Regions from separate parts of the Mus musculus genome. Here region 1 is linked to region 2. Evidence: chromatin loops called from intact Hi-C (ENCODE). Cell type or tissue: heart. All regions are shown on one strand. Links, peaks and the distances in the headings refer to the core of each region. The heading gives the core; the rest is flanking DNA. Region 1 holds the start of Lockd (lncRNA downstream of Cdkn1b). Region 2 holds the start of Apold1 (apolipoprotein L domain containing 1).

What was found. Peaks named below come from ENCODE experiments on the same cell type or tissue, not always from the same donor. Only the 100,000 strongest peaks of a DNase experiment are listed, where the experiment ranks them.
Region 1: a loop joins it to region 2, with 8 times the contacts of the local background. A loop is called at or near these places in 6 of 42 quality-filtered maps.

What each region holds. Positions count from the first base shown.
Region 1 is chr6:134,921,125-134,937,327 of GRCm38, reverse strand. It overlaps Cdkn1b (cyclin-dependent kinase inhibitor 1B), which reads right to left. Exons shown (of 3, transcript NM_009875.4): 1 at 15,934-16,203; 2 at 15,245-15,372; 3 at 11,803-13,085. The coding sequence ends at 15,254. Lockd (lncRNA downstream of Cdkn1b) reads right to left here and starts at 8,236. Exons shown (of 2, transcript NR_037956.1): 1 at 8,043-8,236. In heart, for the core only: no CTCF peak of the experiment used is centred there; DNase peaks (open chromatin) are centred at 8,177, 8,657, 9,227 and 9,897; H3K4me3 peaks cover 4,487 bases; H3K27ac peaks cover 4,566 bases.
Region 2 is chr6:134,973,436-134,989,638 of GRCm38, reverse strand. It overlaps Apold1 (apolipoprotein L domain containing 1), which reads right to left and starts at 7,638. Exons shown (of 2, transcript NM_001109914.1): 1 at 7,610-7,638; 2 at 2,803-6,057. The coding sequence starts at 6,054. The coding sequence ends at 5,314. It overlaps Gm36428 (a long non-coding RNA gene), which reads left to right and starts at 5,994. Exons shown (of 3, transcript XR_003956531.1): 1 at 5,994-6,501; 2 at 7,245-7,502; 3 at 7,584-7,741. In heart, for the core only: CTCF peaks have their summits at 4,564 and 5,903; DNase peaks (open chromatin) are centred at 5,928, 7,798 and 8,228; H3K4me3 peaks cover 2,877 bases; H3K27ac peaks cover 2,083 bases.

The DNA of each region.
Region 1 (16,203 bases), core at 3,834-11,833, 52 kb after region 2:
TGAATTTGTTTGGTTTTCTTGTTTTGGTTTGGGGGCTGGTTTTATTTTGTTTTAGTGGCTGTGGAGCAAGACAGGGTCTTATGGCTACCGGCCTCTAACTTGATGTTACAGAAGCTGACCTGTACAAAATCCACCTCTGGAGTTCCAGGGTTTCTAACAAGCACACTGCACACACCAGTGCTTTTTCTGTTCCCATTTGTCTGAGCCAGGATCTCACTATGTAGCCAAGGTTATCTCAAATTCGTCATTCTTTTGCCTCAGTCTCCCAAGTGTTGCGATTACAGGCAGGTGCAACTACTATCCGCTAATAAATTACCACTTAGATACATAGGTCTCAGTCCTTTTCTACTTCAATACTGTCTTTGTATGTGGGTGACTTACTAATTATTACAAATAAACCTAAAATAAGGGCCATCCCAGAAACCATTAGGGATGGGATTAAATCCAACAAATGCCAAAAAAAAAAAAACCTACTTTAATTTTACTTAAAAAAAAAAACATAAAATTTACCATTTCAGCCATTTTGTGGTAATATTAATTCTGTTTACAAAATGTCAATTTTAAGCATTTGTTTCCAGCCAAGCATGGTGGTGCATGCCTATAATTCTTAGCTTGGGAGGCTAAGGCAGGCAAATCACCTTGAGTTCAGAGTGGACTACAGAGACAAATAACAGAGACAAGACTCACCTAGTCAGAAAGCCAGACATGGTAGCCTACACCTGTGATCCAAGCACTCTGGAGGCTGAGACAAGCGGGCCACAAGTTCAAGGCCAGGATCGTGAATCGTAGGCTAGCCAAGGTTACATAGCAAGACCCAACTCAAAAAACAAATTAATTTATAACATCAGCATAGTACTGGTTGGAAAAAAAATAGCATTTGGAGAGCTACACTGTTTATATTATTTATAAATATGTGATTGCTATTATTTATTATAAAAGATATTGCGCTAATATACTGCACATACATTAATTAGTTAACTGGGTGGAGGCGGTGAGACAAGGTCTCACATAGTCCAAGCTGGCCCTAATCTGGATACATAGACAAGGATGACCTCAGTGTCCTAACCTTACTGTCTCCGCCTCCCCGGATGACCTCAGTGTCCTAACCTTACTGTCTCCGCCTCCCCGGATGACCTCAGTGTCCTAACCTTACTGTCTCCGCCAAAGAACTCTTTCAGGCTTCTTTGTTTTGGTTTGGTTTGGTTTTTTTGGTTTTTTCGAGACAGGGTTTCTCTGTGTAACCCTGGCTGTCCTAGAACTCACTCTGTAGACCAGGCTGGCTTCGAACTCAGAAATCCGCCTGCCTCTGCCTCCCAAGTGCTGGGATTAAAGGCGTGCACCACCACGCCCTGCTCGATATTTCTAATACCTTTATGAAAACAATCTCTTTATTGTATAAACAAAGAAGGAAACTTTAAAAGGCAAAATGGTTGCTCGACGTTAGATGGCTGAGGCAGAGATCAGTAGTTTGAGGCAGTCCTCAGCTACCTAAAACCCAATCTCAAAAAAAGTATATGAAACTCAAACCCAGTCTGACCTCAGAGCTTGAGACCAAACTGCTTTACCAGTGTCAGAGTGCCAGGAACGTGCGAAATTCTTTTAGCTAGAACGTGAGCGAAGGAGTTCGCTAATAGCTTGTATTTTTTTTTAATTTAATTTTAAATATTTAGTTTCTTTTTTTAATATTTATTTTTAAGTATGTATACATGCCTGTATCTATGTGAGGATATGTGCACGTGTGAAAAGGGATTTCTGAAGAGGCCAGGCGAGGGCCTGGAGCTGGGGTTCCAGGTGGTTGTGAACATCCTACGTTGAGTACTGGGAACTCAATTCTGGTCCTGGGCAACAGCAGCAAGTTAACTCTTAACCATTGAGTCATGCCTGCAGCCTCTGGGCATCTCCTTCTTTCTTTCTTCCTTCCTTTCTCTCTTTCTTTCTTTCTTTCTTTCTTTCTTTCTTTCTTTCTTTCTTTCTTTCTTTCTTTCTTTCTTCCTTCCTTCCTTCCTTCCTTCCTTCCTTCCTTTCTTTTTCTTTCCTTTCTTTCTTTCTTTTTTTTTTGAGTTTCAGTGTGTGACTAAATACACATAACACAAATTTTATCACTTAAAAATGTTTTAAGAGTCCAGTTGAGTGGCATTTAATATATTCACAGTGTCGGGGTTGGAGAGATGGCTCCGTAGTTAAGAGCATTTGTTGCTCTTGCAGAGGACCAGGTCTGGTTCCCAGCTCCCAGCGCCCACATGGTCACATGGTGGCTTACAAACTTCAGTAAGTCAATTTCAGAAGGTCTAATAATCTCTCCTCATGCCTGCAAACCACTCATCCACTTGAAAATCTTTAGAAAAATATTTTTTTTCATTCACACTACTGTGAAATCATCGCCACTGTGTCTCTCTTTTCCTTTCCTTCTCTTTTCCTTTCCTTCTCTTTTCTTTTTTCTTTTTTACTTTGCTTAGGGTACATTGTACACTGAAAAATTTTTTAATTAATTTTATGTCATTGAATTTATTGTTATTTCATTTTATGAATTTTATGTTTTTCTATCACATTTAGAAATCCCTTCTTCACTCTGAGATTTAATTTTTAAAAAATTTCAGGGGGCTTGGCAGATGGCTCAGTTGGTAAAGTCCCTGGAAAATAGACAAGAGGATCTAAGTTCGATCCCCAGAATTCCTGCAAAAGCACTGTCAACATGGGCTCTCCAAGCAAAGGTAGGCAGCACTCTGAAGTGCAGTGGCCAGCCGGTTAGCTGACTTTCTGACTTTCAGAGTCAGTATGAGCCCCCACCTGAAAAAAACCAGGTGGAAAGTTTGGCTGGCAGACACCTGACCTCAATCTCTGGCCACGCACACGCACACATGCACACATGCCCATATGCACACACTGATAAGTACATATTCCACAGACGTGACACAACCCACAACTTCTTAAAAACTCTTTCAGGCTTCTTTGTTTATATTTATGATTTTATATTTTTCTATTCCATTTTTTCTTTCAGTTTTTAAATAATTTATTTGTGTGTGTGTGTGTGTGTGCGCACGCGCGCACACATGACATGACACAAGTGGAAGACAGAAGTCAGCTCTCTGAAGTTGGTTCTCTCCCTCCACCTGTACATGGTTTCAAGATTGAACTTGGCTTTGGGCTCAGCAAGTATCTTTACCTGTTCAGCTATTTTACCCACCCCTCTACTACAGTCTTTCTAATTCTTCAAGAATTTATCCCAGTGAAAAATACGAGATAAGGATCCCATTATATTATTGTTGTTATTTGGTGCTAGATACCAAACCCAGAGAGAGCCCTGTGCATACTGACAATTGACAATCATTCTGCCATTACTACTGGGCGTCCCCCCACCCGCCCCCATTGCTCTCTCCCTCTCTCCATCCCTCCCTCCCTCTCTCCCTCTATCTCTGTCTCTCTCTCATTTTCAAAACACATGTAGCTATCATGTAGCCTGGGCTAGCCTCAGACTCACTGCAAAGCTGAAGGTGACCTTGAACTTCTTATCCTCCTGGCTCTGCCTCTGTGGTGCTAGAACCTCCGGTGTGTGGCACACATCTGGCCACTCCTGTTATTTCTTTAAAGCCAACAACAATTAAAAATCAGAAATTTTAAATCCATAGAGGACAAAAGAAGCTGGGAAAATTCTGGAAAGTGGGAAGAAACAGAGCAAAAGAATTCATCGGAGGATTTGCCTCGCCAGAAATGAAACCATAGTCTGCATTTTTAAAAATAATATGGCCCTGGGTGCATCGGAGACTAAAGGATTGAGGGAGTTGGGGGAGGGATGAAAGGAGGAACAATGAAAGTGGAGATTGGGGGACATGGCTTGGTGGCAGAGCACTTGCCTAGCATGTACAAGACTCTGAATTGGATTCCTAGCTTCTGGGGATGGTGGGGAGGATACAAGGTAACCAAAGTTTATCAGGAGGAAATTGTAAAGGCATTGATGGGAGTTATCATATTTTTCATGGTGAATGTTCCTGTCCTAGAAAACACTTCCCTTTTTCATCTGTCCAGGTCACCTACTGTAGACTCTACCCTAGAAAGAGGATTTCACATCTTCCCACCACCCTCCCGTCCCTTAAATTGCATTAGTAAATGTGGCCTGTTCGAGTTTCAGAGTTTGTTTCTTTAATTATTCCTAATATACTGGACTTCCCTGTCTCTCCTCACAGAACAGGAGAGCCATGGGGATCAAGTCTGGTTTCATCAGACTTGCAGTCATGTGTTGCTGATCACAGGGACACCTTCTGACCAATGTGTTGTTTTCGTTGTGTGTGAACACCGAGAAACTGACTGCAGGCGGTAGAGCCCCCCTGCACAGCTAGGCTTCAGGACAGGGGAGGTTGCAGCTCCTAGCCTGCATTCTGAACAGCGGCTTCTAGATTGGATACTTTGAGTGATTGTAACAATAAGATACGTGTATCCAAACATCTAAGCCCAGAAAAGTAAAAATATTGCATAAAATAGCTTACCGAGTGTGTAAAATAAGAATAAAAACATAGCAGAATAGAAACAAAACGGAAACTGGAGTGGCCGTGTCTGCCTGTAATGCCAGGACTCGAGAGGCAGACAGGAAGACCAAGTTTAAGGCCTCTCAACTACATAGTAAGTCTGAGCGTCACTCAGCTGTCTCAAAATAAACAAACACAGATATAAACTGGTGTAGCTGCATACGACTCGTCCTCAGACTAGAACATGCATGTCTGAGAGTTGCCCTGGGGTAATCAATGAGTAACAGAAAGGAATATGTGGAGACCAGTGCCACACATCACTGTGGACTTTCTACAGTGGCCAACTGGGCCAAACATCATCTATTTTAAACAATTTTTTTTCTTAGATAATAAATTAATTTCTACAATATACTGAGTTTTTTTTAATATAACATTGTTTTTTTTGTTTTTGTTTTTTTTTTTTACTTTTTTATTTTTGCTACGTAACCCAGGCTGCCCTCACACTTACTGTGCAGCCAAGAATGGCATTTAGCTTCACCTAGTACTTCTAGTGCTAGGATTACCGGCATGCAAACTATGCTTGCCTTTAAAACAAAGCAAAACAAAGACAAAAAAACACTTGTAATAACATCTAACTTAAAACACATTGTACAAATATTTTTAAATTATTTTCCTTATGGGCTTAATCTGTGAGATCATTTTTTTGTTTGTTGTTTGGTTACTGTTTTGTTTCGTTTTGGGATAGTCTCCTATAGGACAGTCTGGCCTCTTAGTTTGCTGTGTAGCTGAAGATGACCTTGAATTTCTGATCCTCCTGCCTCTGCCTCTGCCTCTGCCTCTGCCTCTGCCTCTGCCTCTGCCTCTGCCTCTGCCTCTGCCTCTGCCTCTGCCTCTGCCTCTGCCTCTGCCTCTGCCTCTGCTTCTGCCTCTGCCTCCTCTGCCTCTGCCTCCTCTGCCTCTGCCTCCTCTGCCTCCTCTGCCTCCTCTGCCTCTGCCTCCTCTGCCTCTGCCTCCTCTGCCTCTGCCTCTGCCTCCTCTGCCTCTGCCTCCTCTGCCTCTGCCTCCTCTGCCTCTGCCTCTGCCTCCTCTGCCTCTGCCTCCTCTGCCTCTGCCTCTGCCTCTGCCTTCTGAGTACTGGGATTATAGGCATGCACCAGGTTTTTGTAGAGATGGGGATCACAACTGGGGCCTGTTCATGCTAGGCAAGCACTCTCCCAACTGAGCTATAGCCCCATCCCTTCTGTGTTATTTACTTTAAAAAATAATTTTTGTTACTGTTCAAAACAAAGTTCCAAACCTATGTATTAGCCTAGTGGGATCTAGCTTATTATTACCTGAGCCAGGTGTGGTGGTGTACAACTGTAATTCAAGCTCCTGGGGGGAGGGATGGCAGAAGAAGGAAGACTACTTGAAGTTGTAGGTGTAGTTACACCTTATATTCAAGGCTAGCCTAAGATTCACTCAATTTTAGTATGCTCACCTACCATGCACAAGGCTCTGGCTTCTAGCCAGGCAGTGGAAAACAAAAACAGTACAACGACATCTACCTTGTATCCTGTCTTCCCCGGAAGGTAAAAGTTAGGGGCAGTGACATGCATAGAATTGCTCTCTCCTTTGATGACTCTGAAGGATCAGAGACCAGAAAAGAACTCTTTTAAAGTTAATTTATTATTATCGAGTATTGTACATAATTGGATGGCTGTACTCTTACACAGTTGACAGCACCCTTGGCTTGTCTGCGCCAGGAACGCCGCAAACGTGTGGACAGTGCACAGTGCTATGATATTTCAATATGCAGAACTTTTTCTGCTCTGTTCTGTGTCTGGGACCACCGTCAGCAGTACATACCCCAATTATTTGGCTCCCACCTAGTACTGTTTAAAGGTTACCTTAGCTAGTAGATTTCTTTTGTGTGCACGCATGTGTCATGCATGGGGTGTACCTATGTGGAGGCGGGGGTCCTCACTGGCATCTCTTATGGCCCTCCATTTTTTTAGCTAGAATGGCTGGCCACTAGAACCCAGGAATCTACTTTTTCTCTCTCCACTCACCAGCCCTGGGATTAAAAACGTGCACTGCCATTGCTGGCTTTTTATATAAGTTCCGGGAATCCAAACCCGGGTCGTCATGCTCACACGGAAAACACTTAACCTCCCCCTCCCCACCCCCAAGACCTAGATGTCCATAGATTTCTATTTAGCTGTTCCAGAGCCTAAATGTAAAGGCTTCACTTTAGTATGAAAAGTTAGGGTGGATACAGTAGCACGTGCCTACAGTCCCATCTGGTTAAGAGATTACGTCAGACACATCAAGTTCAAGACCAGCAAGAAGTAGAGGGAGGGAGAAAGAGGGAGGGGAGCCATTATTAGTAGTAATGCATTTATTTTTGACCTGGGACTCATAGAGATCCATCTGCCTCTGCCTCACGAGTACTGGGATTAAAGCTGTACACCACCATGTCCAGTGGGGTTTTATTTATGACCTCCTTTGTTTGTACGCTTGTTGGTATATTCGAGGTAGGGAGGGTTATATGCAGCCCAGGCTGACTGCAAAGTCTCTCAGTATCCTAAGCAGGCCTTGAACTCCTGATCCTCCTGCCTCCAGCTCCCAAGTGCTCAGATTACAGGTGTGCTCCACCATGCCAAGCCCAAGTTTCCAAGCCTGTTTTCACAGTCACGTGCTATCTGAATCTTTATCTATGACACCCCTGTCCGGGGACCATCCAAATCCCTGCTTGGCTCACACTCAAGATGAAGACCTGTTTCTGAGACTAGCTTCCTCCTTCCAGGGATGTGGTTTTCCTCATGGACTGCTCATTCTGATCGGATGTGTCCTCTGAAAGGCAGAGGTAAGCACTGAGCCTCTAACAGAGTCCATGAATACAGCCTGGAGAGCAGCTCAAACATGTTGGTTTATGGACGGGGTCAAGGAGCTTAGTGGACTGGGAGAGGTAAGGTCAGAACTAGACAGCTAAAAAACTAAGAACATGGCATACTGGTTCAGGGGCCAATGGAGGCTAAGGCTGGGCTTCTGGCTAAAACAGACTGAAAGGAGATATCAGGAGAAATTATTTTAAGGAAAGAAAAAGGGAAGAAAAAAAAAAGGCAAAGGCAAAGAAAGGTATACATATGAGATGTCCCTGATAAAGAGAAAGACTGATCTAGGACTACTGTTTAATTATTATGACGTTTTAAAAGCTTCACTGCAAAGAAAAACATAGTTGGATCCTAATTAATAAAAGCCATCACTTGTATTAGACCTGTTCTACTAATTGAATCCTCCTAGATCTTAACAAACTCTTTCCAATGAGTTTCCTGACCCAGAAATCAAAAGGGGACTTTATGTCCCCTTCTCATCCTCACAAGGGGGGGTGGGGAACCAAACCTGGAAAACAGACAGGTTCCCCCCCCCCTTTAAGGTTAAAAAGGAAGAAAATGACACCGACTGCCTTTGTCCTGATGGATTTTGACACTCTAACCCCAGAAATAACACCTCTTTTGCTCTATATAGAGTCTATAGCCACACCTTGTATTTGGTTGGTTTATTCCTATGACGGGTAATATTCATTTCTAGGATAACTACCCGCTCCCGCCCTCCCCAAGTCTACCTTTCCAAGACAGGGGAAGGTGCGTCCTCGTCGAACTCCCGCCTGTACCTTCCTAGTACCTCTGGCCAGCAGCCTGTGTGCCCGTGCTCCCTGGACATCCGTGAATGTTTGATGCTACATCTCTACCCAAACTGAAGCTTCCCGCCTGCATTCTGTCAACGGCACTTGCGGGCGGGGCGGGGGGGGGGCAACTTTTGGAACAGAAAGCTCCACCCATCCTACTCCCTACTACCTGCAATCAAACCAGCTAAAACACCCCACCTCAGACTCCCCAACTAAGTCTCATCACATGATCTACCGTACGGTAATTTTTTTTTTTTAACAAGAAAACAAGCATCCAAAAAAAAAAAAAAAAAAATTCAAACTGCAGGCGCGAGCCAATGGGGAAGCAGGGGAAGGTGGGCGGGGGAAGCGCGGCGGGCTGGGCGGGGACCCGCGGACCTGTGGACCGAAGGATTCGTAAAACGCAGCAGGCGCACGGTTTAGGCTTTTTTTTTTTTTCTTCCAAAACTCAGTTAAGCGCGAGGCTCCGCCTGCAGCTGCAGCCTCGCAGATCCACCTTAAATCTTCAGTGGACTCGGTGCAGGGGTCAGTGGGCGCAGCCAATGCCAATCAAGTTTACAACCACCAGCTCGGGACGAGGGAGGGGGGGTTTGGGGAAGGCCAGAGGGAGAAACTTCAACTTCTCGCTTTATATGCACACATCACACACGCGCACACGCAAACACACGTACGCACGCACATGCACACGCACACAAAGGGAAGGAGGGGGCCAGAGACCGGCGCTCCGCCGCCAAGTAACAAGTTTGCAAACGCTTCTAAGCTCGCTGGCCGCGGCCTGGACGCGCTTCCCGCGTCCCGACCCGAGCGCCATGATGGTGGCTGCGGTTCTCAGTCCGGGTTCTGGAGGGGGAGCCGCAAATGATGCAATCCCCCGGCCGGCGCCCGAACCGCGCGCCCTTCTCCCGGCCTTTTTCTTAACGTTCCTTTTAGAGGCGCGTCGAGGTTTCGCGCCCAAAGCATGGATAAGGGGTTTTTCTTTTGTTTTATTTTTTAAGATTTCCTAATTTCTGGTTCCTACCTCTGCTGAGTCCTTATGCATGATAAGTCTGTGACTTGGATGGAGGCCCGAGGGACTTGAGACTTGAGTGTACGTGGAAATAAGTGCACTTTCGGTTCTCCGGGATCCGCCTGTGGCTGACCCCACCCTATTACAACCCCACGCGAGTGAAATCAGGGAGACGACCCCATAGGTTTCTAAGTAGGATCCATGGCCTTTTTACCCCTCAGTGTCGTTTGCAAGGTTTCTTTTTTGCTTTAATTTTATTATTTTTTAAAGCCAGGAAAGGGGGGGGCAGGAGTAGGGTGTGGCTCAGGTGAAAGATGGCAAATGAAAAAGAATCCATGCTCTGAAAAACAGATCAGGGATCCTAAGTGGACTTCTAAACAAAACACCTTTTAGTTCAAAGCGCTAGACGAGCAATCGTGTTTTCTGGTGATGATGGTGTAATGGCGAAGGCAATTCTCTGGCTCCCAGGAAAGGTCGCTCAGTGCAGCCAGGGTGGTGGGCACACAGTGGCTTGAAAGGCCGACTGCTTGCTCCCTCCCACTAGTGAATGTCCATAGTCCCCCAATCTAACCCATCACAGCCCCCTCCCCAAATCCTTATTTCCCCCAGTTCTTCCTTGCCCAGGTCTGCGGTTCTGGACAGCCAAGGATGCAAAGGTGGGGGGCACTTTGCAAGCAGGGTGAAGGGCAGGGCTGATCACCGAAAGCGGCAGTGGTTCTCCACAGTTAGGCGCGCATTGGTGACGGTCGCTTAGCCGCCAGCGAGCCGGGAAGGCTTTCGAAATCCGCGGGGCTGCGGATCATTGGAGCCCTGCGGTAGGGGTGGGAGCGGGCTGCTGCCCTGGAGGGTCCACGAACTCCGGGAAATTGGTCCCTTCGGGCAAGTCCCCCAGAACTCAGTGAGCGGCGGGGTGTCCTCTGGGAAGGGTCGTGGGCCTTCCATAGTGATTTTCTTCGTCTGGAGGATCGATGGTGAGGAAGAAAGGTTTCTAAGAAGTAACCCAGCCCGGCTGCGCGGATAGAGGCGCGGCCGCTTTTTTGCGGCCTGCGGGCGCCCGGGGCGCGGGAACTGCGCGCAGCCACCCTGGCAGTGCGGGACTTGCAAGTAGCCGGCGACATTAAAGACTTTTGGTCTTGAGGCGCCAGCCAGCCCGACCAGCAGTTGCCACAGTGAGCGGGCGGGATCGGGGCTGCGGGACAGTTGGGGAGACTACCGGGCCGTGACCAGGGTAGTGGGGTAGCGGGTAGCTGACGCCGGCGGCCGCAAACCCGCAAAGGGACGTTCGCGGCGGGCGCAGGAGTCCAGGTTCCGGGAAAAGGACCATTTGAACCACCAGATTGTATGTGGAGGCTTGACACAGGCGTTCGGAGGATGGAGGGCACAGTGACTTGGGCGGGGGGGATGCGTTCCTGTGGACGTGCCTGGCGCAGAGAGCATCCACCTCTTCCCGGTCCACCATTCCTAAAATGCAATCTCTCAAAATTCGTATTAAAAAAAAAAAAGCTATGAAAGGAAAATGAGGTTTGTGCAGTAACAGAGGTGTTTTCCCAACTTGGATTGACTTTCTGACTCTTGGTCCTCCTGCAAGCCGCCCTTTATATTATGTTTTAAACAGAACCACAAAAACACCTTTAGTCTTTAATTAAAATAATACCTACTTGAAGGACTTGGCCCAGCGACCAAAAGATCCATTTTCCCATCCCGCACAGGAAGAAAAACCAACTTTTGCTTTATTTTAAAAAAAGAAAGAAAACAAAAGAACAAATAAAAACCCTAGTAAAAAATGCTAGAACTACCTTGTTTATAATCCCCTTTGGGTATGGTGATATAAATGGTAGTATTTCAATGAATAATTTAAACCCAAATTTGGATTTTTCACAATTTACCCATAAAAATTTCTTATAATTTACTTTCTACCTTAACCACATTTTAAAAATAAGAGTGTTATTTAGAGAATTATTTCTGATCAACCTGGCTTTAAAAATGCTCCGTTTCTGTATTTTTTTAAGTAAAAAAAAAAAAAAATTATGCATCTCTGCTGAACAGATATGAAGACACAAGACTCTGTTTTAGTATTTTAACTTATTTTTCGGATGAATTTAACTATAATATAAATATTCAAAATTTGAAGAATTTATGTATGACCAATTTCATTTAACCTACGAGTATGGAAAAAACTTGGTTCTTAAGGATTTGTGTGTTGGGCTACTGTGGACAGGGCTGGTATGGTGGAAGTAAGGACATTGATTTTCATTGCCACTTCAAAAGTGTAAATAGAAAATCTAGAAAAGTCGTTCCATCACTTTCATTTTCAGTACTGCAGATGTGTGATCAGACTACACTTATGTAAGCCCCCCCCTTTGGTTCTCACACACTCATATCCTAGAAAACATAAATATTTTAACTAAATGGGGGCTGCTGACAGTCTTACATGAAAATGTGGCTTTTCCTCTTTCCAGTTAAGCCTTGTCTACCCATATAGGACTAAGATGAAAATGGCCACTAAGAATACCCACACCCCCCACCCCACCCCCATCACCCCCATCACCCCCCCACCCCCAAATCATCTGACTGAAATGTAGGCCTAAATGTAGATGTTTGCCTTCCCATTGTATCTGGGGCATGCCAGGCTGACTAGCTCAGGCTCAGTAAAGCACAGGACAGTTGCACTCAATAAATAACTACGGAAGTTTTCTTTATTGATTGCTTGATGTGTAACAATAATTGGCATCTTTTTCACACATTACAAAAATTATACTTGGCTCAGTATGCAACCTTTTAAGCACAGCCATACTATTTAACAAAGGCGGGGGGGGGGCTAGTCTATCCAATACAGCATTTACAAATGCACAAAACATGCCACTTTGGCTTGTATATTGTCTAGATTAAAAAAAAATCTCTTTTTAACATAAATAAGTTAGTATAATTTTCAGTGTCTTTACAGAGTTATATACACAGGCACACTTCCAAGTTTTTCTCATACACAGGCAATGAAGAAACGCTGTTTAAAGATGTAGTATCCATTTCACTTACTCTACAAGTGTCCTTTTTTCCTTAAAAAAAAAAAAAAAAAAAAAAACAACTTTCCTTGGGGGCAAATTAACAAGTAGGGTGAGAAACTTTGAATTAAAAATTATTTCATTATTTGTGTAAAGTTACAGACTTCTAAAAATATCCAAGGATTTAGGATTATGTTCACTGTGAAAAAAAGAAATAAGAATTTTTCTTAGCAAAAATGATCTGGGATAATCAAATCTAAGAATTCAGAATTCCCTATTATGCACCCCAGATTTTTGCCCAGTGTTACCTGGGGTAATTACTGCTAAACAATAAACTGGTAAATTCCAATTAAAAAAAAAAATTAAGCCATTTCTTGCTCTATAACAGAATCTTCAGAACCTCCAAGTGAGAATAAGCTTCATGTAGAAATAAATAGCAACCATGTGTAGCAATTATTCAAATTTTGATTATTTTAAAAATAAAGGATCCATTCTTACCGAAAGGGACACTACATCTTTAAAGAAAGGAATTCAAACCCTTCCCCCCCCCACCCCCACCCAGGTTGCTTCTCTTTATGCAAGTCAAATATTTTTCTCCTTGCTACAAATTGAAGCAAGTTCTTCACCCCCATGCTGACTCCTCAGCCCCACCCTGCCCTCCCATCCCTAACGTTTATGTGCTACAGAGTAAAAGATAAAAACTATATACACAGGTAGTACAACAAAGCAAATAAGGAACAACCTAATTGCGCAATGCTACATCCAATGCTTTTAGAGGCAGATGGTTTAAGAGTGCCTAAAATTTTAGTGTTATTGTTTTTGCTTTCTCAGTGCTTATACAGGATGTCCATTCAATGGAGTCAGCGATATGTATTTAAATTTTTTCATGTATATCTTCCTTGCTTCATAAAGCAGTGATGTATCTAATAAACAAGGAAATATTCTTAATTCTGCAAAAGAAACAAAAGAATTAGGGAGAAGACACTAGAGTAACATTGCCAAAGTACAGAAATTATTTTGTTGCTAGCTTAGTTAACAAATACTTCAGTAATGATGGATAAATACAGGCACTAAAGGTCTGAAGACTACAGGTATCTCCGATCCTATCTTTGCTGGATTTTTGTTCTGTTTTGTGTGGTATTAGAGTCAGGGTCCTTAACAAGTGGGCAATTTTGTGAAACCCTCCCATGCCCCAGGGGACATTTGGAAATGTCTAAGAGACATTTCTGATTGTCACAGCTTCGGGAAGAAGATTGCTACTGGCATCTTGTGGGGGAGGCCAGAGATAATGCCAAACATTCTAAAATGCACAGGACTGCCTACCACAACAAAGAATAATTTGGCTCAAAATGTCAACTGTGCAGAGGTTGAGAAACTCGCTCTATAAAATCTGGGTCAAAGAGGGTGAGAAAGAAAAGAAATTCAGGAACCATAACACATCAGAGTAGCATATTTTCGTAATCTTGAAAAATACCTGGAAATGCAATTATAAAATTATTCCTCCCCACCAAGTCGAGGAATGTTTACAAAATTGCAATTTCTTACTCATATGCAGCATATCTGCACGAGTGCTTTTGACTAGAGTCTTATGGTTGCTTGGCTAATAAATGCCTCTTTATCAGAACAGGCCAGGTAAAAATCCAGGCGGCTCATCTGAAAAGCTAGGCCAGAAGCCACACAAAGCAACTAAAGCTACAGGTGTGATGGCTAGTTAGAAAGAACTCCCATCCAATTCGACAACTTTATAGAGGGTATAATATGGAAAGTGACTCTAATGGCCATTTTCCATCTCTGAAAAAATGCTATGTCTGTAGAAGGTATATCATGACTTTATGATTTATAAACACAACAAGCTGGAACCCTGTGCCATCTCTATATTCCTTCATTTATTTTTAAATTTCAATAAATGAGGACCTGAAAAGTTAATAATAAACTGTTAAGATCTATTTGTATGCTGGGTTATAAGTGGGCTTTAGAAATAGAGAATGCTGGTTTTCTTCATAAGGAGCTTATAAACTATTATAAGTAGTTAGAGCATATGAATAGTCAATCTATGTAAATTTAGGGGCTGGGTTACTCTAATTAGGCAAGTGGGGTGATGAGATTTTTGACACATGGAAAAATCCACACTTGTGTTGGACCTTCTCAGTTGGTCCTAACATCTACTATCCATTTCCCCTATAAACATCCAAACCGTCCTGTTCCAGCAAATTAGCATACGGTGCTGACGTGTGGGAAGGCTGCTTCCTCTAGCTGTTCATTTAACTTCTGCTTTGTAACCTCAGGGTTAAAATCAATTCTGTGGGAGCATTAGTACTTCTGAACTTTCCAGTCTAATTTTTTTTTTAAGTATGAAGTTCCTTTCTCTCCAAAATTTACCAGCATACAAGGCACAACTTTAAAAAAAAATAAAAAAGTACCCAGAGGTGATGGCACACAACCTCTAATCTCAGCACTCAGGAGGCAGAGACAATACAGATCTCTGTGAGTTCGAAGCCAGCGTGGTCTACAGAGCAATTCCCAGAATAGCCCGAGCTGTTTGTTACACAGAGAAACCCTATCTCAAAAAACCAAAAACCAAAACAAAAGCAAAAGATAAAAAGAACTCGAGCCACGGCAGCTCTATTCACACTCCTAATCAAACGTGCACTATGGGTACCTAGTTTTTCTCTTAAGAACATACATGTAAGTATATATTTGCCATTTTTCTACAGTTCAAATGGTTCAAAATAGGCTATTGGCTCAAAACGAACCTCTGGGAAATGGGTTCTCATGAACTGAGACTGGAAAGGAAAACTGTCATTCCCAGCCTAAGTTTTAGTGGGATTCATAAGGATACGACCGTCCCTATCCTTTGGGGCCTTGGTGGCAAGTTCTTGCTTGGGAACCTCATTCTGATTCCACTTTAAGGTAAATATCTTGGGGTGCAAATACTGCATTATAGTCCCCTCAAGTGATTCCAGCCTTCCCCAGTGTTAATTTTTTTGATCAAGGAAAGTAATTCCTCCTGGCAGGCAACTAATCTGCCAGCAGTCCTGGGGTCTGCAGGCCCCCCGGGGAGCGCAGCCCAGATGGGGTGTCAGTTTTGTGTTCTTCCTCATTAACCCACCGGAGCTGTTTACGTCTGGCGTCGAAGGCCGGGCTTCTTGGGCGTCTGCTCCACAGTGCCAGCGTTCGGGGAACCGTCTGAAACATTTTCTTCTGTTCTGTTGGCCCTTTTGTTTTGCGAAGAAGAATCTAAGAGGGGGGCAAGGGGAAATTTTTAAGAGAACACACACAAACCATCTTTATTATCGACAACAATGGCTGACAGAAGTAGGCCCAAGGGATGAACAACCCACTCACTACCTCCACCCACGACCCCTGGACCCGTCATCCCCGGTAGCATCTAAGGACACAAAATAAGGTTGTTCCCACTAACACAAGGAGTATTCTACACCCCACGTCTCTTCCCCACCCCCATCCCCACCCCCACCCCCCCACCCCAGCCAAGGAGGAGGCAGTTGGTAAACATCCGAACTTTTGTCACGTATCTACAGCTGGCTAGAGGGGAGGAACTGTGATGCGTTCGGCTACGGAAGTTATCACATCTTACTATCTCCGGCTTCTGACTTCAAAATCATAAACAGGGCAAGCAGTCGGATAGGGGGTATGTCAAACCTAAGCTTCAAACAAGTTCGATTTCCCAGAGCTAAAGCAGAACACGCTGGAGAAAGCAAGTGAACAGGGTCTAGTAAAGGGGCGCTTACGGAGACAGACAGACAGACAGACATTTTAAGTTTTCCAAAGAGTCACTACCTTCTGCAGCAGGTCGCTTCCTCATCCCTGGACACTGCTCCGCTAACCCAGCCGGATTGTCTGACGAGTCAGGCATTTGGTCCACCAAATGCCGGTCCTCAGAGTTTGCCTGAGACCCAATTAAAGGCACCGCCTGGCGGCTCCCGCTGACATCCTGGCTCTCCTGCGCCAGCACCTTGCAGGCGCTCTTGGGGGGGCGCGGGGGCCTGTAGTAGAACTCGGGCAAGCTGCCCCTCTCCACCTCCTGCCACTCGTATCTGCCCTCCAGGG
Region 2 (16,203 bases), core at 4,311-12,310:
GAGCAAAGGCTAGGAACCCCAGTGACCCTGAAGGGATGGATGGCATTTTGCCCACTCCTGGGCACCAACTCCTGTCATGTAGCTACAGCCCTCCATAGCCATCAGTCACGTAAGTGCAACACTCCAAGCCCCTCCATATGTAGAGGACGTGACCTGTGGTCTGCTAGCCTCAAGACATCTCCATTTTAATGAGGTACCTAAAGGCCTGGAGGCTTACCAATAAACTCCCCTTCCCAGACACTCCTCCCTGCAAAAGATATTTAACCTCAGGACCGTCCTGAAAAGTGGGGTACAGTTTTACTCATCCACTTGACGCCATGACAATGAATGCCTTAAAACCATGAACTGTCTCTTTTCATCGGGATCCGCCATGGGGAGCCATAGAGAAGGCCTTCGCCTATAGAGCCGCCATCTAATCTCCCGTATAAGATGAGGGCAGTGTTGTTTGTTGACCTGGAAGAGCAGCTTTTGCCTTCGAGAAAGATTTGAGGTATGACTCCTTCCCAGCTCCACCTTCAGAAACAGCCTATCTCGGTTTCAACTCTCTTCATACACTTGGCCATGGGAACCAGTTAGTGTCTCACTGTGGGTGAGGAGACACTGGCAGTGGCCCCTGGCTATACTTCTGGGATCAAGCAAACAGCAGGCCTTCTAGTACAACACTTTGAGTGGGTGGTACGGTGAGGGAGGGTTGGTTATAACGGAGGTACAAAACCTCATTAAACAGTAAGACCACAACACCACCACTCTCCACAGCCCATTGTCATTGCCAGTGAGACAGGGGCTGCTGAGGATCCCAGGTGTACATTCCTGGTCCCCAGATGGGACCCACTCTATCAGCACAGTTTCCCTTCTGACAACTCTGGTTGCTAACAGAACATTCCTGGAACTTAGGGCCCTCTTTGTCCAGCTCCAGTGTGCAGCAGGGTTTATATTCCTTCTTACGGTCTTCCAGTTTTGTCAGAAACAAAAGCAGCTTTTAAGTTCCTATCAACAAGAGACCCGTTGCTATTAACGGGAAGGATGCTTGTTATCACAGGAATTCTGTATGCTTTGACAAAGATAGGACTCCAGCTTCAGGTCCGCTGTGACAGACTGAGGCTGACACAGACCCCGGAAGCTTTCCAAGGCGCAGGTGCACAGACGAGCAGTTAGAGTGACTCCAGAATGTAAGTTCCCAACTGCCTACGGCAGCCACCACATAAGCTTTTGCTTTGTTTTGTTTTCAAGATAGGTCTCTGAAGACCAGGCTCGCCTTGAATTCTTCATCCTCCTGTCTAGAGTTCCCTAGGGCTGGAAAAACAGGAATAGAGATCAAACTTGGCATCAGCTGATCATTTTGAATGCTTCTGTATTTTGAAAGACAGTCTCTTATAACCCAGGCTGGCTTCCATAGGCAAAGCTGACCTTGACTTCCTAATCTTCCTGCCTCTACCTCCTGAATGCTAGGGTTACAAGCAAGCACCACCAAACCAGGGTTGGGTGTGGTTTTTTGTTTTTGTTTTGAGGGTTTCTTTTTAGTTGGTATTATTTTGTTGTTGTTGTTGTTGTTGTCATCTCGTCCTCATTGTTGCTGTTGCTGCTGCTGCTGTTCCTCCTCCTCCTCTTCCTCTTCTCCCTCCTCCTCCTCTTCCTCCTCCTCCTCTTCTCAAAGGTAGGGTCTCACTATGTAGCCTGGGCTCAGGTAGAACATAAAATTCTTCCTGCCTCAGCTTTTCGAGTTCTGGGATCACTAGGACCAACTCACTTTCAAATTTGTAAGATGACTAAAAAGCCTGCTTTCTAGATCACATGGGAATTCCTGTATAGCATTTGATTAAACAATTGACTCACACAGCTTAAAAGCATTCAAAGACAAAATGGGACCAGTAATTATGAAAAGAAGAAAACTTTTAGTATTGAGCCATTTACTCTAGTAGAACAGGAAGGACGGATTTACTGTAATGGAAGAGTGAATTAGGAAGCTCCCACCCTCAGCTATGCTAATCTCCACTTACCACTATGTAGCCCCCTTTCTTCAACTTAGTTTTAATCTACGTCTGTATGTCTGAGGGTATGCAGGTGCCCACAGAGGCCAGACAAGGGCATTAAATCCCCTGAGGTGCCGGAACTCCACACAGTTGTGAGCCAACTGAAATCAATGTTGGAACCAAACTGTGCTTCTCCGAAAGAAGAAAGACTCTTAGCGGCTGAGCCATCACTTCAGCCCCCATACAACCTCTTTGTCTATTTTTCCTTATTATTCATACCAAGTTGCTGAAGGGGAGATTCAGAAAGTTGACTGACCATGACCTAATCTAGAATGGTCTCTGCAGCACTCCTCTCTCCCCTGCCCCCAGCCCAGCAAATACTTTTACCTTTGAAATTCATCATATTGGACATGACCTGTGTCTAGGGCAAATACACAAAAGGAGTTAGGGTCAAAGTACTCACTAAGGGTTCTTCTTTCTTTCTTGGGGAGGGTTGGTCCTTTTTATGATTTTTTTTAAATTGTATATATGAATGTTTTGCCCACATATATGTATTCGTACCGAGTGCGTGGCTGGTGTCCGTGGAGTTCAGAAGAGGGTATCCCCTGGAACTGGATTCACAGATAATTGTGAGCTGTCATGTGCGTGCTGGGAATGGAATCCCAGAACTCTGTGAGAGCAACAGATGCTCTTCATTGCTGAGCCATCTCTCCAGCCCCCAAACTTTATCAGAGTTTTAAGATGCAAACCAAATGTGGTCCCTTTACTGTGAAACAAAACAATCCAGGTGACTGTAAAACCAAAAAAGGAACACAAGAACACCCCAGCATTTAGAACAAACATGTATTTTCCAAACCCTAACATTTATTTCTCTCTTTTCATTTGCGCCACAAACCCTTTCGACCTGCTTGCTTATAGAATGACGGTCGAAAGGGAAAACCCACTCCACTGTCCCATGAAAGAAATAAACAATTTGTCTCTAGGATCAATTGTACTGAACTTTGCTAACCCCTGGCAAATCCTCCAATTTTCACAACATGCCTACACATAAGAAAGAGAATGACCAAGCTAATCCCTCATAATACAGACAAACAGCGAATTATTCAAATGTGCTTTCAGTTTTTGTTGTTTCATTGTATTTTTGAGATGAGGTCTCATTGTGTAGCTCGGGTGCCCTGGAACTCAACCTCTAGACCCTTCTGCCATCTGTGGATGGAAAGTAGACACTCTCAGATGCGCACACAGCAGACCACTGATAAAACCTTCAGAAGCTTAGTACTTTGCTATATACTCAAAACATTCCCATTTTGGGTTATATGGAACAGGTCGGTAATGGAGGAGTATAACCCGAGACAAAGCACCAATGCATGACGGCGTCAGGGAATGGCTTCAGCCGGATGATGGAAGGAGAGCCTGAGGTATACTCCAGTGCCCACACAGGCAGTCTAAAAGTGACAGCAGTTAAAAACAAAACAAAACAAAAACAAAAACAAAAACAAAAAAAAAACCCAAGCTGGGCATGCTGTGTATTCCTTTAATCCCAGCACTCAGGAGGCAGAAGCAAACTCTGTGAGTTTGAGGTCAGCCTGATCTACAGAGTGAGTTCTGGGACATCCAGGGCTGCCTAGAGAAAGACACAGTGTCAAAAAAAAAAAAAAAAGCCACATCAATGTCAAATTAAATCAGGATATACGCCAACTACAGTTTATAGGAAACAAAAATAAATATAGAAAGAGCACCCCTCCCCCTCATGCCAAAACATTTCCTCAGACACGTGGCCATCACTGGGAATCATAGGGGCTGCGCAAATGTATAGCATTAAATAATTTAAATATACAGCCAAGGTTTCCTGGGTATGGTCCCAAAGACTTTGCAACTCTTTCTAAAGGATAATTTAGGAAGATATTGAATAAATTAGAAGTACTTTCTTAAGCATAGATAGCAGGTTTCTTACAGCCCCAAAGTCAAAATGTGACAGATCTCTATCATAACACAATTTTATAAAAACAGAATTTCATAGGACAGGTTTCCAAGGTCTAAATGTTTCCTTCATGAGTCTCTATTCCTCCACTCCTGAATTAAATAGGTTTTCTTTTTCAAGTCAAGTGCTTTCTGGCAAAGTACCTTCAGGACACACAGGCTTAATCATTCATATATTCCACAATTCAAGACTCCATTTACCAGTTTAAAAATCAGTTTAGTCTCTCTCTCTCTCCTCAGGACTCCCCCATCTTACTTACAGGGATCGTGCCAAACACTAGAGAGTCCTCTCTGAGGGAAAAAGACTCTAGAAATCCAAACCTGACCTCCTGGAAAGAGCCTTAACAGACTCCCTTCCTATTCAGACCCTTAATATTCTTATTATTTTCTAAATGCTATAGTTAAATAAAATCAAATGTAAATAATACACAGAAATTAAATAACTAATTTTAAATAAATAAAGATATGGTGTCTGGAGTTTTCAGAGGATAAAGAGGTTTGGGGTTTTTTTTGTTTGTTTGTTTTGTTTTTATTTTTTGTTTTTGATTTTGTTTGTTTTTGCTGGTAACTTCACATTACCTCTGTACCAGTCTCTACATGGAATGGGCAACACTGCCCTCTAAAGGGTCTGTGCTGCTCTGTCTTCTAGTTTACAGGGGACAGAGTAACTGGCTTTACAAGCACACAGCATAGTCTTTCTTGGGCTGCTGGGCCAGTCTTTCCTGGACTTTCTGAGAGTGACTCTGAAGGTCCTTTCTTATCTCAGGGCTTCACAACAGGGTGTGTTCTTACCACCATCTGTGTCACTGAACAAGCCAAGTCTCAGCAAGAGAAGGTGGCTAAGTCACACGACCGGTGGGGGACAGAGCCTGTGATCAGTCCAAGACTGTTTAACTCAAAGGCCGTTGCTCTCCTCTTTGTGGTCAGTTATTTAAAATTGTCAGGGACTGCATCTCACCCCTCCCCCAGCTTCTTTACAGAAGTGAAGGCGGGTGAGTATGTTGGGATTAAAGTGACTCTTCGGGTGGCTTTCCCTCTCAGGGTACCTAGAGGTGTGAATTTGAAGCCATGCTGGGAAAGTATGCAATAGTCAGATTTGGTCTATGAGTGGATAAACTGGGGTGGGAAGAGCAGAGCAAGTCAGCTCCGCGGCCCAGGTTGGGTCTACAATCCCTACAAAGACAAAAAGGATCACATACTCAGTTGGGATTACACAAGCGAAAAGTCCTTCACACACACAAGGAGCTAAGGACTGACGGAAGCCCTGCAAGAAGAGTTCCTATCATCCTTTGCACTCCACCCATGTAGCACTTCCCTGTGGATGCTACGACTCTAGAACATTCCATATAGGTAGAGGATGCTCTTAGAAAAACAACGCTGCGTCCAGATCAGTGGAGATCCTGAGGTTGTGGCCACGGCCGGCCTTGGTGCAGAGCTGGACCCGGGACTCCAGCTGCTCACTAAGTTCATCCAGGGCGCCAGTGCACGACTCCAGGCTCTCTGACAGTTTCTGAATCTTGGCCTTCAGGACGGCCTGGCTCACTTTGGTGGCCCCCTCGGCACGTCTGGGGATGAGGAAGCCACGTGAGCCGAAGAAGACGATGAAGTAGACAGAGTTGTAAAGGGCCATGGAGGCGTCCCTCCCGCTCTGCAGCAGCTGGCGGTCCCTGCGTCCCTGCCACTGACAGAAGAACTCCAGGCAGCTCAGAAGCTCGCGCATCTGGTCCTGGCAGGTGGCGGCGATCTCCTGCACCCTCCGCACCTCCCGGGAATTGCAGAAGATCAGAGAGAGGTCGGACGTGATGGTGACTGCCCCTCCGGCGGTGGCCACCCCTAAGCCCACGGCCGACGCCACGAGCGAGGCTCCCAGGGTGACCGGGCTGAGTGACAACCCCACGATGGCTGCCAGGGCACCAGCGGCGCTCAGAGAGCTGCCCGCCACGTTGGCCGCCAGGGAGCGCCTGCGTAGCCGCTCCAGCCTCCGGGCCACTTCGCGCAGGCGCAGCACTTGGCTGTGCAGCCGGCCACGGCGGTCCAGCAGCAATCCTTGGAAGCGCCGCAGCGCATCGGCGCCCTGCGGCTCCCAGGCCGCCCGCTTCTCCATGCCCTGTGAGGGACATAGACGCACAGTTAGCCCGAGTTTCCGCACCCGTTGCTGCCCTAGGCTAGAGCTGCCCGGTGCACTCTCTAGAGAGTCCTCAAATAATTAATAGACTTTATGCTGGGCGTGTTGCCTTAATGGTAGATCACTTACCTAGCGTTCAACCCTCAGACTCAATCCACAAGGCTGCCGAAATGAATACACGAATAAATAAACCACTCAGGACTGGGAACAGGGAGGTAGGTTACTACTGGGTTATGGGTCAAGTTTCCAAAGGCTCTGGAGCCTGGGACAAGTCACACAAGTTCCCAGAACCCGTTAACTGTGCGTTCCAACAGAGATTATGCTGTCTTCTGCTTTCCTTCCAGGGAACAAAATCTATGGACACCATCCACAGATTTAAATAAAGGTTTAAACGGGAAGGTGGAGACTATTAGAAAGCTGCTCCAGGTAAATGCTCTGAAAACAGAGACTTTGCTCTGTTTTCAAAATGACACTTGGGCTGAGGATGCAGCTCAGGGGTAGAGCCATTGTCTGGTGTGACACCCTATTCTATTCCCCAACTCCTGACAAACAAGGACCAATAAAAAGAAGAGAACACCTTAAAAGTAGCAAACCGTGCATGTAACGTAACAAAAACTTTTCATTATGTGGAGACTTGTGTCCTAGGGACTCAAGGTACTTGCCCCCCCCATTCTCATTATATCATTATATTCTCTCTCTCTCTCTCTCTCTCTCTCTCTCTCTCTCTCTCTCTCCTTCTCTCAATGTCCCTGTCCCTCTCTCTAATCCTAGCACTTGGGAGGCAGAGGCAGGATCATTGAGAGTTCAAGGCCAACCTGGTCTAAATACTGAGTTCTAGGCCATCCAAGGCTACATAACAAGAATTTGTCTCAAGGTAAAAAAGAAAAGGTGCTAGCTAGCAGCTCACTGGAGGCTTCCTTGGGTCCAGATGGACTGAAGCCAATAAAAGGTGACTAAGGGAGAAAGCTGAATGTACCAGGTTCATCTGTAAAAGGCCATCTGTCCTGGTAATGAGGGAGCCCCATTTTCATACACACTGTACTCTCCACCAGTCAGAACTTCTTAAAGGCACCAAATAAGTCACTGAAAGAGCATGTCGGACCTGAACGAGCAGGGCAGAAGTTATTTAATTTTTTATCTTTCTCCATTTGTTTTTGTTGTTTTTAAAGACAGGCTGTTACATAGTCCAAGTTGACCTCAAACCCCCGATTCTCCGGCCTCCACCTCCTGAGTTCTAGAATTCCAGGCTTGCATCGGCATGCACAGCCAGAACTCATTGTCCTCGGTTAAGATGAAGGCCTTTAGAGACCGGCTACCAACAGCTGATGTTTCTCAGTGCCCCCAGAAGAACACTGGTCTCCTGACTCATAGGTCCTACAGCTCCTGGTTGACCTCCATGATCTAGCTGACCAGTAAGAAGTTTTCAGGTAACAAGAAGGTTGGGAAAAAGTCACTCCAAATACATGACGCCTCGAGAGTTGACCCCGATATCACCAATCCCATTGCAGACACATCCCTCGGACTCCCCACTTACCCTTCACTCTGGCCTCCAGGAAGAAAAGTGGGAGACTGTTTCTGGACGAGCATACTTTATAGCTCCCAGGAGCCAATGACGGCTCTGGGAAAGCCTTGTCTCATTCTGAGAAGCTGCTGTTTCCTGCCCTGACCCCTGCTGCCTTCGGCCAGGATATGACATGTTGGAAAAAGAGACGCTGGCAAAGCACGTCCCGTATTTAGGAAATGAATATTGTGTGTTCGCTTTCCCCTCCAAACGCAGGAAGAGAACCACAGGCTCTTCCCCAACTTGAAACAAGTGCTGTCATCTCCCAGTGGGGATACCCTGCCTTTCCTCTCCTGAGAATAGCTACTGACGCCATCGGGGGAGGCTTTCCCACATGCCCCAGGCTGCCCAATTATAGTGTTTCTTTGAGAGGACTCCATCAGAAAATCATTTTTAAAAAGAAATAGGAGGGACCGGAAAACTTAATTATGATCGATACAGCCACTCATGGTCCTTTTCAAAGAGCTTTGTGGGGATGTAAGTAGCTGAAGCATGTGACCCATTAAGGGAGGGCAGCCAGCACCAAGGAGCGCCTAAAATTCAAGACCACGCCCACAGGAAGTGCTGCGTGCAGTTTAGGGCATCTCCAGCTGTGGAGAAGACACAGGAGGTCTCAAAAAGGGCACACTGCGGGGCCAAGTGCGTCAGAAAAATCACTGGGGTCAAGCTGCACACCGAGCTAATTATACACTTTCCATGGCAGCGGGGAGATGATGGCTTCCGGGGTTTTCATATGAAGCGAGGACTGTAGCTTGCATCATGGTTAAATGAGTGGATTCTAGCTACAGGTTCCCCAGCAGGGTCTGAAAAACAGTTATCTATTACAGAGCGTGCAGGCGGGGAAATGAATGTAGCTTCTTTCTGTGCCTTTACCCAGACCAGATGGCGATGCACCCCATAGCTATCCCTGAAGCAGTTAGGGTGGGGGTGGGGGGAGGGGAGAAGCTGAAGCTTAGTTGGGAAACCCAGTCTCACCAAAGGACCCCTGACACCATCGTCAAAGGCCAAACTGGTTTTCACCTAAATGATTCATGTCTCCAGCTGGAGGTGCAGTAGACTAGCACGCGGAGGCCCTGGATTCTAACACTGGCACCCAGAAACCCATCACTGTGGCCCACCCCTGTAATTCCAGCACCAGGAAGTAAAAGCTTGAGGGTTAGACATTCAAGGTCAGCTTCGGATTCATAGCTAGTTGGAATCCAGCCTGGGCTACGTGAGACCCTGTTCCCAAAACGAAACAAAAGTCCCCCTTATTCATTTGGAGTCTCTTGCATCTGTTCAGTGCGGTCTCACTATGGAGTTCTGGCTAGCCTAGAACTCATTAAGTAGATCAGACTGGCATTGAACTTGCCTCTTGCTCTGCCCCATTTGGAAAGTTTCAACAGCTCTATCATTGTAGAACACAATTAAGCCCCTCACTTTCGTATGGATAACCTGTCTTTACCAGAGCAGTGCCACCTGCAGCACACCCTGCTGCTCTTGACCTTGATCAGTCAGAATTTAGTCCACGTCCAAGTGTTCTGGTTATAGCTCCTACAGAATAGACATAACCGAGCAGAATGGCCCCAGCGTCTACTTGTACTCTTGAGATAAGAGGCAGAACGGCTGGGCATGGTGGCACAGGCCTGTCATCCCAGCACCTGGAAGGAAGCATCATAGTTTGCTCAAAGTTCAAGGTCAGCCCGAACTGGAGAGCAAAACCTGGAAGCACAGGGGCCTGAGTCTAATCCTCAGGACCTACATTTAAAACTGCCAAGTGTGGTGTTGCTGGTCGAGCAGCCTAGCTTACATCACAAGCTCTATCTACTCCAACCACAAAAGGGCAGCCAGCACATGAGGAACAACACTCAAAGCCATTCTCTTACTCCCACGTGCATGTACACACACACACACACACACACACACACACACACACACATATATAGACAGGCCCAGCACACTGTTGGTAGGTGCCATTCCTGTGCAGGTCCCTGGTCCATGTGTGTGTGTGTGTGTGTGTGTGTGTGTGTGTGTGTGTGTGTGTGTGTGTGTGTAAAGGGCGTCAGGGGTGAAGAAAAGGGTTTATTTTCCTCATAGCATTGAGGTTCTGGCTCATGACCTGTTGTTAGCCCCATTACTTTGGGCACATCAGGCCAGAGGTGTGTGGCAAACTGTTCCTACCTTAGGAAAACAGAACAAAACACAGAGGAAGAAGAGGGACTGGGTTTTCTATGATAAGCACCAGCTGGCTCCTTGCCAGCAGGTCCAGGTGAGAGGAGAGGGGCCTCACTCCTGCCGGGGTCTCTCTCCGGGGCTGAGCTGGATGGCGAGTGCCCCACGGTCCAAAAGAAACACACCAAGCCAGGAGCCTTATCAAAGCAGGAACCAACTTTATGGCATCAGTGTCTTCCTTATATAAGTTGGGAACATAGGGAGGGGGATTTTTGGTGGGGTAATGTAGTGGCTATTCCTGGTTGTCAACTTGACTATATTTGAAATGAACTACAATCCAGAATTGGAAGGCTCACCAGTGACCCTAATCTGGAGGCTGGGAGATAGAAGATTCTGATCTGGATCTTGGTATGGAGATCTTGAGGCATAGTGGCTATGGATTCCAGAAGATTAAGACAGGGAGATCTCTGAGTTCAAGGTCATCTGGAACACACCTTCAATCTGGGTTACACCTTCTGCTGGAGACCATACAAGGACATTGGAAGAAGGGAGTCTCGCTTTCTCCCCTTCACCTGCTTGCCGTGTGGGACTGAGCAAGCCAGTGGAAGCAAGCCAGTAAAGAACATCCCTCCATGGCCTCTGCATCAGCTCCTGCTTCCTGACCTGCTTGAGTTCTAGTCCTGACTTCCTTGATGATGGAAGAGTAAGCTGAATAAACCGTTTCCTCCCCAACTTGCGTCTTGGTCATGATGTTTGTGCAGGAATAAAAACCCTGACTAAGACAGGTAAGATGACATAGGAGGCAGGGAAGGGTGACGGAGGGTATGGAGTGACTGACAGGGCCAGTGGCAAAGCTCTACCTCAGCAACAGCAGGGCCAGGGCCAAGCAGGTCTTGCTGAGTTACCCCGATATGGAAGTGACTGAGACCGGTCTCAAAACTGGAGCCAGGCTCAAGTTTGTCTTCAAGGTCCAAACCAGGGCCAAAATGGGGCCCAACAATCGCCTTCAAGGGCATGCCAGTAAACACATAAGACAAAGCATAGCCCTCACTATGGCCAACCCCTAACACTTCCACCCTTTGCGGCGGTGTCCTGCTGGATGGGGATTAAGCTCTTAATTCATGGGCTTTTGGGGGCCACATCCAAACTGCAGAAGGTCAGTATGAGCTGTACAGTGAGGCCCAAGCCAGGCTGGGCTACACAGAGTTGCAGGACAGCCTTAGGCTACAGTGTGAGACCCTACCTCAAAGAATCAGGAAGAGGGGTAGGCAGGAGAGGAAGACTAAGAGATCCTAAAATCATTAGGCACATCTGTAATCCTAGCACTCAGGAGGCAGAAACAAGTGGATGTCTGTGAGTTTGAGGCCAGCTTGTGCCATATACCAAGTTCCAGGCCAGCCAGGACTACACAAAGAGACACTACCACCACTCTCTCTCTCTCTCTCTCTCTCTCTCTCTAACACACACACACACACACACACACACACACACACACACACACTTTGCCCATACACATAAATTCATCCTGCTGCTTAGTTTTCTGTCAACGTGACACAATACAGGTTCATCTGAGAAGAGGGACCTTCAACTGGGAAAATGCCTCCATTAGATCAGCCCATAGGCTAACCTGTGGCGACATTTTCTCGTTTAGTGATTAGTGTAGACAGGCCCAGCAGACTGTTGGTAGGTGCCATTCCTGTGCAGGTCCCTGGGCCTGGAGTGTGTAAGAAAGAGAACTGGCAAGTAGGGAAAGCCAGACAGCTAATCCTTGGTCCTCTGTGGTCACTACATCAGTTCCTACCCTGACATCTCTGGATAGCAGAGTACAAGATGATATAAACTCTTTCTTCCTCAAGTTGCTTTCGGTCATGGTGCTTCATGACAGCAATAGAAACCGTAAGTAAGACACTCATACACACAAGTGCATACACAAAATACAGTGCTGGAACACATCTGTAGCTGTGCACTCAGGAGGCAGAGGCAGGAGAATATCAAATTTGAGACCATTCTGGTTTCATAGTAAAATGCGCTGAGGTGGGAGGAGGAGAAAAGAGGAGAGATGTCGCTATATTCTTAACAATGTTACAGAGACGTTGACACTAAGTATCTCTTTGGAATATTCTGTTTGGTGGTAACATAGAGTACTTAATCTGAAGACTTAAAAATGTTTGTGTGTGCATGCTCGCAAGCCTGAGCTTGTGTGTGTATGTGTGTGTGTGTGTGTGTGTGTGTGTGTGTGCATGTGAGTACCTTATCCTTAGAATCCAGAAGTGGGTGTCAGATTCCTCTGGAACTGAACATAGAGGCTGTTGTGAGCTGTCTAGGTGGATGCTGCAGACCTCATCCAGGTCTCCTGCAAGAGTGGTACATGCTCTCAACCACTGAGCCGTCCCTGCCCAGACTCTGAAAACTGTGATATTTTTGTTTTGTTGTTTTCTGACATGAGGACTCACTGTGTATCTCTGTCTGACCTCAGAGATCTGCTTACCTCTGCCTCCACTGGGACTAAAGATGTGAGCCACCGTGGTCAACCTTTGTTGTTTTTCTGAGACCAGGTCTTAAGCAACTCGGGCCAGCTTCAAATTCATTGTGCAGCAGAGGATAACCTTGAAGTCCTGATGCTCCTGCCTCTGCCTCTTAAGTGATTGGATTACACGTGTGTGCCACCACATCAACTTCAGTGGAATAAGGCAGCTGGGAGATGAGATCTCAGCTATTATTGTCATAAACGAATGGAATCCTACAGGTTCCAAAACACACAGAGAACTCTGAGATGCAGTCATTTCCATTTTTTTTCCAGATTGGCTTATGATCTTTATTACTGTGCACACACATCCTTAAACGCCAATCTGTGTTCTTTTTTCCACTTAGCATTCCTGCCAGTACATAGCTCTCCGTGTTGACAGTTCTCACCTCTGTCATTTTTAATAGCTATATAATAATCCCAGTGTTTGCTCAGTCACTTCCCCGTTAGACACTTGGACTGCTTCCAGCTTTTCACTGTTATAATGACAGTTGCCAGGACCTCTGTTACATTTTCCTGTTTGGATCTCACCCCTCTGGGGGAGTATTCACGCACAGGAAAGCGGTAAGTGAGGGAGAGTGGGTGCCTGTCACGTTACTCTCTTTCTGTTCAAAAGAGCCAATCACTGTGTGATCTGCCCTGTAAGACTAACAGCCAGAGGCTTTGACACAGCTCAGTTTTCTTTTGTGGATGTTTGATTCGGTTTATTTCAGCTCCACTACCGTGTATAGAACACCTTCTGTAGGCCAGACATCATTCTAGGTTCCAGGTTTGAAATGATGTGAGATATGACCCCTGCCCTCAGCAGATGGTAATCTGTTGAAAGAGAAAGACACAGAGCAGATCGTTCCAATTTGGCATGGATCGTTCCAGAGATGTGTGCAGGAGCCAAAGAAAAATGGAGAGTGTACGCACCTAGGACACACTGGAAAGACGGTCTAGAAGCTCTGATACAGAGATAAATCTAAACAAAAAGTAGTCGGGCAGAGGAGAGCCAGCCAGCTGCTGCAGGGAAAAAAACAGAGGCACAGGGGAGAGTCCAGGATGCTCCAGGCAGTTAAATCCTGCTGAGCACAGAGGGAGACCTAGGAGTGTAAATGGAAAGAGACTGATGGTCTCTATCAAGCTGTGGTGACTGACAAGTAAGTGCCTTGTGGGGTTAAGAGCCATTAAAGGTGAGTCAACTTTGGCCTTGAATTGGCTTTGCCATCTCTGTCAGCTGTGTGGAGGGTGACTTTCTTAATTAAGTACATAGCTAAAAGCCAGGAGATAAGTTAGAAGCGTATTGGAGCAGCTGGGAGAGATTATCAGGGATTGAATAGTGTTGATAGGATGGGCAGAAGAGATAAAGTGCCACCTGTGAGTCAGGTCAGGTATGGTGGCACATGCTTGTCACCCAAGATCCGAGAGGCGGAGGCAGATGAATCAGGAGCTCAAAGTCTTCCTCAAGACACACAACACACACCCACAAAACATACACAACACAAATAGACAGACATACAACACACACAACATATGCACATATGTGGGGCAGTGGACCATGCCAGGAAACTTGATAAGGCTGAGTAGGTTCGGAAATCCCAGCACACTCCTGAGGATGGTAGGAGTGTCCCTACTCCTGGCCAGATTCCTGGCCCGAAAGAACATGACCACAGCTCCCCACATAAAGAATGTGACCAGTGGTCTGGTAGCACAGAATCAGGGTCCTCCATACTAATGAGGTATCTAGATTGGTCCTGAGGGTTTAGCCAAACGGCTTCCCTTCCCAGACATTTCCTTCCTTCAGAAGGTATTCAATCTCTGGTCCACCCTGAAGAAGTTGTATACACCCTTCGTCCACAATGAACAGTGAGTAACAGTATGGATAAGCCAGGACTGTCTCTCTCATCAAGAACCACTGCCCTGGAACATGGAGGAAGCCTTCTTCTACAGAGGCCCCCTGAGCTAAGCCAGAGTCGCCCCTCCCCCAGCCAGGTCATTCTCACAGATCCTTGGGCCCTCTCCTTCCCGACTCCTCCTTCTCCTTCCTTTTCTTCCTCACTCCATTTCCAGCTTCAGGATGTCCGGAAGTCAGGGAATCCCAGCTTCAGCCTCAGCCTGTGTCATTTCTCACGCAGGCTGAGGCCTAGGCTACATTCTCCCACCACAGAGCGATGCATCAGCTTCCCGCAAGCCCAGAACCCGATGGTGGTGGTGGTGTGGGGTAAAATGCAGCCTGGCATTCTGCATTTCGTCTGCCCAATGGAGTTCTCACACACCTGTGGTGAGGCAGAACGTGGAACCACACACATCTAGATAACCCACACACACATAGACACACACATGAACACCCACATACAACAGGCCTACAGGCCACACACACATGTACACATACATACAACATATACACCAACACATTACACACATACACAAATTTAACACATACACCTACACACCACATACATACACACATACAGCATACAACACACACATAGATATACATAGTCACACACTTGCACACAACACAGTACTCCCATACAACACCTATACAACAAACACATACACACACAACACACACACATGGACAAACACATTCACACACATGTGCACACATGCAACACACACATACAACATACTAAGTCACCAATACATATATATACATTCATATACACACACATCACTCGTACATATATACACACACTGGGCACACACATTCACAAACACATAGAACACACATACTAACACACCAATCACATACACACACATTTACACACATGCACACACACCTACACACCACACACAAACATATTCACATAGACATACAACACATATGTACACTTACAACAAACACATGTATACAAATATACTTCAGAAGCAAAATTGACTAATCAGGACTGGGGGTTTAACTCAGACACACACACACACACACACACACACACACACACAGAAAGAGAGAGAACACCAGAGTCGTGAACAATCCAAAAGCTGTAAGACTGCCTGTTCAGGGTCTGCTGGCCAGCTGTTGGTCTGTCTTGCCTAAGAATCCAGGCTCTTAGAGGGACCACTGGGTCTGGTGCCCATCTGCTGGCTGTGCAGGGTGAGATAGAAAATTATGGTGAAGGTCATGTATTAGAGAAAGGCAAACTGACAATTACAGAAAATATCTGTACTAGATTGGTTCTAATGCTATTTGTGTTAATTCAGCCCCTGCAAGTCTGCACCGAGGGTCCCTGCCCCCAGTTGGCTCTGATTGGGAAATAAAGTTGCCAGTGGGCAATGGCTGGGCAGAGACAGAGGAGGGACTTTTAGGATTCCTGGGCAGGAAATGCAGAAAAAGGAGGAAGAGGGGATTCGGCCATGACAAAGGTATAGGAGATGAACCACACTGGGAAGGTGCAAGAGGGTGAGACAGCCAACTTGTAGGTGCAGGGGGAGAGCTGCCCCAGGAGGGCTGCCTTGCAGGTCCTGAGCAGCAAAGATAAAACACAGATTTAGAAGTATTAACTCAGGAATATTGGAGGGGAGTGTGTGTTGGCCATGTGCAGTTAGAGAGTGGACAAGCCATTGAGCTAGTTAAGGCATATTTAAAAAAATAAAGGGTGTGTGGGTGTGGGTGTGGGTGTGGGCGTGGGCGTGGGTGTGTGTCTTTTCATCTGGGAACCGGAACATTGGAGTGGGTGTTGAGGAGCTGTGAGTGTACCCGCGGGGAGTTTAGAGCAGCTTAATTATTTACCACTACAATTATCCACAGTATTATTTAACCTGAGTTCACTCACCTTGACCGTACCCAATTCTCCTCCAAACTGAGACCATTTTCATCACTTTTTATATAAAAATGCTTTGAATACATGTTATTGCCTGATATTGGTTTGTTGCAATTATTTGATTAATAAGTTTGTGTTTATATTGTTTT